Regions from separate parts of the Homo sapiens genome. Here region 1 is linked to region 2. The links are chromatin contacts, found by Hi-C or POLR2A ChIA-PET in ENCODE. All regions are on one chromosome and are shown on one strand. The core of a region is the stretch at or near the end of the contact, and the rest is flanking DNA. Distances in the headings are between cores, read along the strand shown.

The links. A loop is a pair of places that touch in the nucleus more often than their neighbours do. ChIA-PET counts read pairs that join two places held with the same protein, here RNA polymerase II (POLR2A). Pooled maps may share reads with other maps.
Region 1: a pooled map shows a loop between it and region 2 (6-fold over the local background). The contact joins two enhancer-like sites. A Hi-C loop is called at or near these places in 4 of 50 pooled maps. POLR2A ChIA-PET finds 5 or more read pairs at or near these places in 3 of 52 experiments (OCI-LY7, PC-9 and activated naive CD4-positive, alpha-beta T cell).

The regions. Positions count from the first base shown.
Region 1 is chr7:22,384,389-22,389,532 of GRCh38, forward strand. No RefSeq gene overlaps it. Among named protein-coding and RNA genes, the nearest start is that of RAPGEF5, 30 kb to the left of the region's middle. Within about 2 kb of position 3,468, at least 2 of the 41 ENCODE cell types and tissues checked have a DNase peak (open chromatin) inside an H3K27ac peak, as active enhancers do.
Region 2 is chr7:22,170,931-22,176,000 of GRCh38, forward strand. All of the region lies in intron 11 of RAPGEF5 (Rap guanine nucleotide exchange factor 5), which reads right to left. Among named protein-coding and RNA genes, the nearest start is that of RAPGEF5, 180 kb to the right of the region's middle. Within about 2 kb of position 3,386, at least 2 of the 41 ENCODE cell types and tissues checked have a DNase peak (open chromatin) inside an H3K27ac peak, as active enhancers do.

The DNA.
Region 1 (5,144 bases), core at 2,218-4,717, 210 kb after region 2:
GTGCCACCACCATGCCTGGCTAATTTTTGTATTTTTAGTAGAGACGAGGTTTTACCATGTTGGCCAGGCTGGTCTCAAACTCCTAACCTCAAGTGATCCACCTGCCTCAGCCTCCCAAAGTGCTAGGATTACAGGCGTGAGCCACTGCACCCAGCCTGGTTGTATTTTTTGTAGTGCTCAGCCTAGGTCAGTGTTCTAATTATACCTAAAACCCACTATAGAGCTACCTCTATGTGCTCATGAAAATCAGCAGCCCAGATATAAGGATCTTGGGATACAGCCTCAGTTCAGCCACAAGCAAATTAACAGTGTGACGTTTGACAAGTCAGGGTCTCTCTGTATCTCAGTTTAAGCATTTGTAAAATGGGTTTAAATCTATCTATTCTACCTTCCTCCCAGCGTTCTATGAGAATCAATGAATTGAAATGGTCATGACATGAAAACCTTTAAAAATTATAAGGTAAACAAGAAATATAAGTAAGAAATAAATAGTGTGGTTGGACTGATGTCTTGGCACAATACTTCACTCTCATTCCCATCCTAAAGACAACTCAAGGAACCAGAATGCTCTGATCATGTCTCCTAGAAAATGTATGTATATAATTGCCTGCCTTTTGAAGCTCTGATGGAACCCAAGAGCTCTGGAGTTAGAGAAGGTAGCTTTGGTTCAAGATCGGTCTTCCAATTGATAACTACTCCTCCTGTTAGTTAATCTCTCTCAGCTCCAGTTTCTCCACATGGGAATAATAAATATAAAGAATAACTGAGATGTGCAAGTGATTTGTAATAGTAATAATGACAATGTATATTTGCATATTAGTTTTCTGAGGATCTGGGATTCAAACTCAGGTCTTGTAATTTCAGATCTAGTTCCCTTTTCAGTATTCAGAGTCAGACTTCTTATTAGATTAACTTGACATTTATCCCATGGGTATGGAGAAAATATCTGCTATTTTGGCATTTTAAGTGGTATGTGCCTTTCAAAAATATCATTCTTAAGGCCTCACCCTTGTAGCAGGTTGTTATTGAAGAGATAACTTGCAGATTTTTTGTGCGATTTGGTTATCAAGCCTTCTTCTTGATGCAAATTTTGCCTACAGCAACCAGTGTTATGACTAATATTGATAGTTCGAACCCTATAAATAACCCATAGTTCACAATTAAATGCAGAGGTATCCAGGATGGTAAAAATTAGACTGCCCCCCACCACGCCTTGAAAAGATCTGGGGACAGTCTGATCACAGCCCTGCAATTCCCTGCCCTTCCTTCTCTGCCTCTTTTTGGGGCTGCCCTAACTCCCTGCAGAAAAGACGACCCTGTTGTCAGCTTCCTGGATGTTGCCTTCCTTTTTGAACTATGTCTACATACACAAAGGTTCTAATTTTTTAAAAAGACTGATTTTGTAACAAAGAAAATATTTTTACTGGGTCGGTGGTAGCGGGTGGGCAGGAAGCAGAGTTGAATCCTGTGTACTGCTGTTACACTACTTCTCCAGTCAAATTTTCAAGGCTTTGCTTGTGGGTGCAAAGTCTACCTATTGCTTTTTGTGTTATTGTGGTCAAATACACATAACATAAAATTTACAATGTATACCATTTTTAGGTGTACAGTTCAGTGGCATTAATTGAATTAGGGCACAAACCCCAACTCTCCATTTCCCTCTTCCCCCAAGCCCCTGATAGCCTATGATCTACTTTCTCTCTCTGTAATATGTCTAGGTGTCTCATGAAAGTAGAATTGTATCGTATTTGTCTTCTTGTGATCAGCTTATCTCATTAGCATAATGTCTTCAAGGTTCATCCAAGTTGTAGCATGTGTCAGAATTTCATCCCCTTTTAAGGCTGAATAATATTCCACTGTCTGTGTATACCATAGTTTGTTAATCTATTTATTTGTTGATGGACTTTTGGGTTGCTGTGCCTTTTAGCTATTATGAATAATACTGCTATGAACATTGGTATACAAATATCTGTTTGAGATCTTGCTTTCAGTTCTCTTTGTTATGTAGCCAGTAGTGAAGTGGCTGGCTTATACGGTAATTTTATGCTTAATTTTTTTTTGAGGAACTGCCTGCCATACTCTTTTCCACAGTGGCTGTACCATTTTACATTTCCACAGCCATGCACAAGAGTTCCAGTTTCTCCATTTCCTTGCCAACACTATTATTTTCTATTTTTTCAATAATAGCCATTCTAGTGGGTGTGAAGTGGTCTCATTGTGGTTTTTGATTTGCATTGCCCTAATGATGAGTGATATTGAGTATTCTATTGCTTTTTGAATTGACTAACACTCCTTGGCTGGATAGTCAGTGCCCTGTAGCACTGCGTCACATCCTATATGAGCACCCTCTCTGCTTAGCTTTCTATTCTCCATCTTTCCTGAGGGGGGGCCTTTCTGTGCCATCCCTTGGCTCACCCCTACAGAGGCAGGGGATTTTGGCATAGTGCAGCTCAGCATCCCAGGATGCAGGTCAGGGTGAGGTAATAGGGAGACTATATCTGGAAGGGAAAATGGAAACTATCCACCATTCCAATACTTTAACAACTGCTATATATCCATCACAATATCTAGGACAATCATGGGCTCATGGTAGATCATGAATACTTATGTATTAGAATATATTTTTGCCAGATGTATTAAAGCAGAAGTTGGGGTTAAGCCTGTGAACTACCTACTTTACCTACAGTTTCAAATGGTTAATGTGGGTAACCAGTTACAGAATCACCCCTGCCATGACAGACAATTGTTTTGCCTTCCAGCAGTTATGAGTCCCATGCCATAATTCCCTCCTCTCACCATCAGTCCACAGGGTCAATACATGGATAATTGTTGAAACTGGACGATGGGGGGGGGGTACATAATCTTTAAATTTATGTACATTTAGAATGTTCCATAATAAAAAGTTGATTCAGATAAACATACCAGGCCTCATCACTGACTGTGTGATGGAACGGACCACCTATAGTCTTATTTATCCATCTATTTTTTGCATTGGGTAATTAACTTGAGATCTATGGGCAATTGTTATTAAATTTAATTTTTTTAATTATACAATTCTACAAAGTCTAATGCTTAAGGCAATTTCTATGTCTATGATGTATAAGCATAAATTATTTTATAGGTCATTATATATAGTCATTTTAATGTTATGCTTATTGTCTGATGAGTATATAAAATAACATTTAAATAGCATTTAAGTAACTCCTATAATTACACTGAAAAATGTTTCCCAGTGTTACTGAAATCGGTTGCAAATCTTAGATACATAAAGTACTAGAAAAGTAGCCAAAAAAAGAGACAGGGACTCAACATGCTGCCAAAAATAATAATAGAACCTTGAATGTTAAACAGCTTTTTAAAAAGCTCTTCTCTGGAATGAAATGCATTCACTCAAGTTGTTCTTCCCCATCCTCCTGCTTCTTGTTATAGACGTGCCTTGCTGGCTGACTTCCTGATCGGTTGGTGGGCCCAGTCCTACTGAGTCACCCGGCTGCAACTGTTGAGTATGAGTGTGTGGAGCTGGTGGAAACCAGGATGGAGAGTAGGCTGGAGACTGAGCACTTGGGAAAATTTTAAATTGGAAAAAAACCACAAATGAACGAAAGCACTGAGTTGCTGCTGTGAGGGCAATTTGCTCTCTGTAGGCATCACAAAATGTATTTGATGATTGAGGCCAAAATTGGTCTATTTGCTTTGTTTCTTTGGAGAAAAATGAGAATACCAAGGATCGTCCTCTGGTTGGCATCACGTTCCTCTGTGCACAGTTATTTTCTGTTACAAATGGTTTTTACAGGTCGTATAAGGGGTAATGGGCAAGAGTTAATATTTTTCTGTTGTCACTCTGGAAAGTACATCAGGATCTTTCATTTCAATCTGTCCCTCTAAGTCTGGTTGTCCCTTTTCATGTACTCAAAGGAAAGTTGGCATGGGGCCCAAAACATAGTATGGGGTGTACCGATCTCCTTGGTCTGACCAGTTCAGCTTGGACCCTAGAGAAGCTCAGCCAGTGTGGACCAATTTGTGAAGAAGGCCACCCAGTGCTTTCGTCTAGGAAATGTTCCTAAAGTCAAGTCCATGTTTCAGTGAGTCTCCTCAGTTTTAAGAGGAGGCACAGAATGCCACAACTTCTAAGCTGCCTGCTTTTTAAAATGTTAATAAGTCATTAAAATTAGATAAGACAAGGCCGGGTGCAGTGGCTCACCCCTGCAATCCCAGTACTTTGGGAGGCCAAGGCAGGCAGATCACCTGAGGTCAGGAGTTTGAGACCAGCCTGGCCAACGTGGTGAAACCCCGTCTCTACTAAAAATACAAAAATTAGCCGAGTGTGGTATTGCGCACCTGTAATCCCAGCTACTCAGGGGAATTGCTTGAATCCAGGAGGCGGAGGTTGCAGTGAGCTGAGATCACGCCACTGCACTCCAACCTGGGCAACAGAGTGAGACTCGGTCTCAAAAAAAAAAAAAAAAATTAAATAAAACAGTGTGCTTAAAGCATGCAGCACTGTGTCTAGCACACTGTAAAAGTCAATAAATGTTAGCTCTTATTTATGATTATTCTAACTATGAGCACAACGAACTTTATTCTAAATTACTTATTCACTTAGCAAACAACTATTGAGTACCTACCATATGTCAAGCACAGTTTTAGTCAATATGGATGTGGCAGTGTACAATCGAGCCAAGATCCCTGCTCTCAACAAATGGACATGCTTTGAAAGGGAAAACACAATACATTGTTCAACTAAATAATTCCTTTAACAATTGTCATAAATAAAACAAAATGAGAGAGTGGGGATAGAGAGTGACTGAGGGGAATAGGATGGGGAGAAAAGTTGACTCTAGATGGAGTGACCAAGGAGAGCTTCTCCCCAGAAGGGATTGGATGGTGAGATGGAGTTGCCATGTGAAGATGCAGAGGTGCGGTAACCCAGGCAGAGGGAACAGTAAGAGAAAGGCCCTGAATAGACCCCATCTCAACACTGAGCCCTCTTACCACATGCAGTGGATGTCAGGCTGCAGGCCTCTTTGCTGTCCTTTCAATAGTTTCCGTGTTCAAGGCATTTAAGTACTCAACCTGCAATCAGATTAAATTGCTGCCAGAAGAGCTGTGGTCCTTAGGTGAAAACTCACCCATTTCTACAAGTA
Region 2 (5,070 bases), core at 2,136-4,635:
TACTCATAACTCAAATATCTCTCTATTTAACTACTATATTGTTCTAAATTTTTCTATACAAAGAGCTTTCCTTTATTCTTTTCCAGCATTCATGTTTTTTTTTTTTTCTGCTGTGCAGATTCTGAAAGTAATTGAGTGGTATGAATGAAAATACTATAATCAAAGTGATGCACTTCAAATAAAAGTGCAATTTATAACAGCCATGCTTCCAAAAAAGAGGCTGTCCCATTGGTATTTAGAGATATTTTTAGAACCATGATGGTTATATGAATGATCCCCTGAAGACTATTAGCCGACAATAGCCATTTAGAAAGACTTACAAATCCACTGGCATCCAAATTAAAACACTATAATTATCTATTACACTACATAGTACTTAATAATAATTTAAGACAACAGGCAGAAAAGCATGTTTGTATACATAAAAGTATCTTTCATTTAAACAAATTCATAGTTGCCATACATATTAACACTCTGAGTAAAAAAAGTATTCATTTTGATTTCTAACTTTGTGAATACCTAAGCATATTAATATGCATATGTTAATACACAAAACCTTTTTCTTTCATATCCTTTCTTTTTTTTGAGATGGAGTTTTGCTCTTCTTGCCTAGGCTGGAGTGCAGTGGCACGATCTCAGCTCACTGCAACCTCCACCTCCCAGATTCAAGTGATTCTCCGGCCTCAGCCTCCTGAGTAGTTGGGACTACAGGTGTGCGCTACCACGCCCGGCTAATTTTTGTATTTTTAGTAGAGATGGGGGTTTCACCATGTTGGCCAGGCTGGTCTCAAACTTCTGACCTCAGGTGATCTGCCCGCCTCAGCCTCCCAAAGTGCTGGGATTACAGGCATGAGCCACGTTGCCAGCCATTTTCTTTGATATTCTATGCACTAAGTAAATTACTAAATCTAATCCTAAATTATTGGCTTATCAATAAATTTTTGGGACTATCCTCCCCACTCCAAAATAAAATAATACTTTCGTAGTGGCTTTTTGAATACAAGAAACATCCTTGCAAGTAAAAAAGTAACATCTTGATAATCATTGAAATTGGAAGGTAAATACTTCTATAGTTTTAACTATTATAAAACTTGAAATAAAATATATATAGAAATGGTTTTGAAATCCATGCATGTAATTAGCTATACTGATGTCATATAGGACTTTTCCCTATCATCTGCTACTATTTTAATTTTTGGGGGTTTTTTTTGAGATGGAGTCTCACTCTGGCACCCAGGCTGGAGTACAGTGGCATGATCTCAGCTCACTGCAATCTCCGCCTCCTGGGTTCAAGCTATTCTCCTGCCTCAGCCTCTGGAGCAACTGGGATTACAGGCACACACCACCATGCCCGGCTAATTTTTGTATTTTTAGTAGAGACTGGGGTTTCACCATGTTGGCCAGGTTGGTCTCGAACTCCTGACCTCAGGTGATCTGCATGCCTCGGGCTCCCAAAGTTCTGGGATTGCAGGTATAAGCCACCGTGCCCGGCCTATTTTAATTTTTAGGTCATATAAAAATAATTATCTAATTTTATTTAATTTTATTTGAATGTATTTCTCTTGTATGTACCAATTAAAACATTTTTCTCTGTCTCATTTTAAGTATATGAAGCTCTAAAAATTCCCATTTTATTTCTGCAAAACACAAGTATCCCTAGAGCATGCTAGAGTTGTGTCAAGATAGAATAGTAAGAGGTTTGGTACAGACCATTTTCATGGAGTTCTGTTACATATAAATGTAATCAAATTTTAAAAACTGATCCAAATGTTACCAAAAGGTCTAAGCTTAATGCTTTCTTTGTAACATAAAAACAAAAAACAAAAACAAAACCCTGAAGTCTAAAAATCACTAGAAGTATAGCGTTACGTAGGAAAAATTATATAAATCTACCTTGGTTATTTTTTCAACACTCATAAGCAAAATGCACTGCGATAATGAAACCACTCAGCTGTTAAAGTGAATTACCAAGAAAGCAAATTAAAAGAATTTTGACAGGCAACTGCCTATAGTAGCCATTTAATCCAAGTATGGTAATGTGAATATTCAACATTTCTGTATTAACTCATATTCCCTGAAGTACTATTAGCCGTTTTGTTTCACCTGTATTTCTACTTCAGATGTAATGGAATTTAAGGCACTCTAAAATATATTCTACTTAACCTTTATTTTAAGAAGCCAAGAAAAGCTTTGAACATGAAAGGGCCCATTTCTGGTCCTGGAATGTTACAACTTGCCATTATTTTTTGAGAAGCAGTGCCAAAATGTACCATGTAATTTGATTAAGCACAAATAAAATTTTTTTCATGTTCAGGTTGGAATAATAGATTAAAGTGCTATGCCATTAAAAGCAATGCTTCTTTCCCTGTGTATCTTACATTTCTGAAAGTGATATTAACGACCTCGAACGCAGCTTTTTACTACAGCTCTTAAATTCACTTAATCCCTGCCAATTCTTACAGGCTCACCATAGCGTTTTCTTTAGCCATTCTAACATAACCAAATCTTGAGATCTAGCTTTATTTTTAGGTATTTGTGGCAGAAAAAAAGTGCTTACTTATTTAACGCTGTTTATATATCAAATCTTAAAAGTCACCCCTTTAAATGACAGGAACTTACTACAGACAGGGCTTGGGGACACTCTTCAAATAATCAAATCTGTTTTTATTTTAACTTGTAAAATTCAGTTTTAGAATCCTGTCATTCCGTCTTCAAGAAAGAATGATTTGAATACAACAGGTATTCCGTTCTTAGCTATGCTTAATTCTATACACTGCCTTTTAAAAATGTTACTTGGAGGGGCATAGAGTAATAAACAGGGGGCTTGTCTACCTTCTCCAGGCTGCGGCACTCAGAGAAAGGGTGCAGGTCACCCTGGGACTAAGAGCGGTGAGCGGCCTCATAGCTCCTGTTGTTACATCCCAATCAGCTGCTCTCAGTGTCTAGGTACAATTGCAGCCCATTCATGGCATATGCATGCGTCTGCCAAGTATGCTGGGAAGCTCAGAAAACAGTATAAAGAATACTATGGAAACAGACAGCTGGAAATCTAACGGGGTAGCCTAATGCATAGTCCTTAATCTCTCTAGGCCTTAGTTAAGTCACCTGTAAAGTGGCTATCATATCTATACCTAGCAGAGTTACAGTGAAGATTAAATAAGACAGTGTATCTAAAGCAACTGGCAGAGAGCCTGGTATACCCTAGGCACTCTAGATAAATACTACCTATTATTTATTTTTATAAAATAAAATTATTTCAACCTTGTCCCAATTCTCCAAGTGCTACCAATCCGCCAACAAAAACTTGAGAACTATGAATTTCCAAGAAGAATTGGAGGAGGAAAAGGAGAAGCAAATGTGAGCAAAGCAACGGATGTGGGTGGGTCTGTGGCTGAGTCACAAACCTGTGGTCTTGTGACTTGCAGGTCTTGTTTAGTCCCTAGAGATGCTTTCTGTGAGTTGACAAAATTTAAAAGTCAGAAGATCTGGCAACACCAGGGCCACATCTCCTATGGCAACCATGTTTAGAGCCAACTTGCCTACTTTATGCAGGAGGCACTCTCCAGTTCATCACCCTTCTGCTCTGGCAGTCTTCACTCACTCACTTTTACTGCCTGTGGACATGCAAGTTGGTAAGTCTTGGTCTACAGCACAGTTGTGTAGTAGTAATAGAAGAGATCACATAGTATAATTGAAAAGTAAAGCTAAAGAAATAGGTTGGAGGAAATTCCTGAAGGATCTTTGAATGCTAAACTAAGGAGCCTGGGGCTTATTCCACAGGAAAAGGGAAGTGAAGGGAGATTTTCAAGACCAGAAGTGACAAGAGAGATATGAGTTAAGCTTGCTTCATCAGGGAACTCAGACTGGATAAGGGAAGGATAAGGGGAGGGAGGTGAGTTTGCTTTTAAACTTGCTGAGCTTGGGTTCCCCAGGTTACTCTAAGGAAAGCTATTAGGAAAAAATATCAAAAACCAGAGCTTGCCAAAGAGGGTTACAGTTATGATTGTGGGAGCCAGTACCTAAAGAGGATGGCTATGGCCAACATGATTTCTCAGAAAAATAAGCAGCAGTCTAAGGGAGTGGGATATTCATGTTTGGGCGATGGTAAGGGAAAGATGAGTTAAGGAAGGGGAAAGAGAAGGAGGAGAGAAACAGAATAAAGAGAAACGAATGTACAGTCAATAGCCTCCTTTCTGTAAACAAACAAACGGGACACAAATGTAATAACCAACAAGAAAGAAAAGGATTGGAAATGAGTGTTAAATGCTGCTTGAAGAGGCTTTATCGGGCTCAGGACTCAAAGAGCACTGGATTTGTTATGTGGACAGTCCCTGGTTTGATGACCTTAGAGAGATGCCCCTTGGTGAATGGTGGGGGCATACTCTAGTTAAAAGGAACGAAGGATATTCTGATAATCAGTGGTCACACCATATATCACACTGTTTTTTCTTTTTTTCTCCAAAGACTCCTCCTAAAGTTGTAGAGCTCATTGTTTAGTAAGAGCAGTTGCTCTCACAAGGAGCTGGGATGAAAAATTTCTCAATAATCAATACAATTATCATTTTATTTAACTGTACAGATTAGAATGTGGGAATTGTCATGGGCACGAAGCCTTCAGCACCAATCTGCCAGCATCTACCAACAAAAATTAATATCCAGCTCTAAGATTCACTCGGTCCAACTCGGACCTCTCGGAGTTGCTGCATGGTTGTCTGATTAACATCACACACGTGTTCTAAACATACAAGCTGTGTTCCTTAGTGTTTGTCCATTAAACGTTCTTAACTTTCAGGAAACAAAGAAAATTAATTTAAACATAATATCCTAAATTAGAAGCCTGAGATATGGTTATTACAAGCAAACTAATAGTCATTCTAACAACTGAATCAACTTAGGACATTGTAATGTTTTTACCTCTCAAGCACCAAAAGGTTCTGTATTATGAACTTTTTTCAAAACCTGAAATACATCATCATTCCCAATGTTAATATTAGCATTAAATTTCAGAAAAATAACATTGTATTTACTTTTTTTTCATGTATTAGTACGTTCTCATGCTGCTAATAAAGA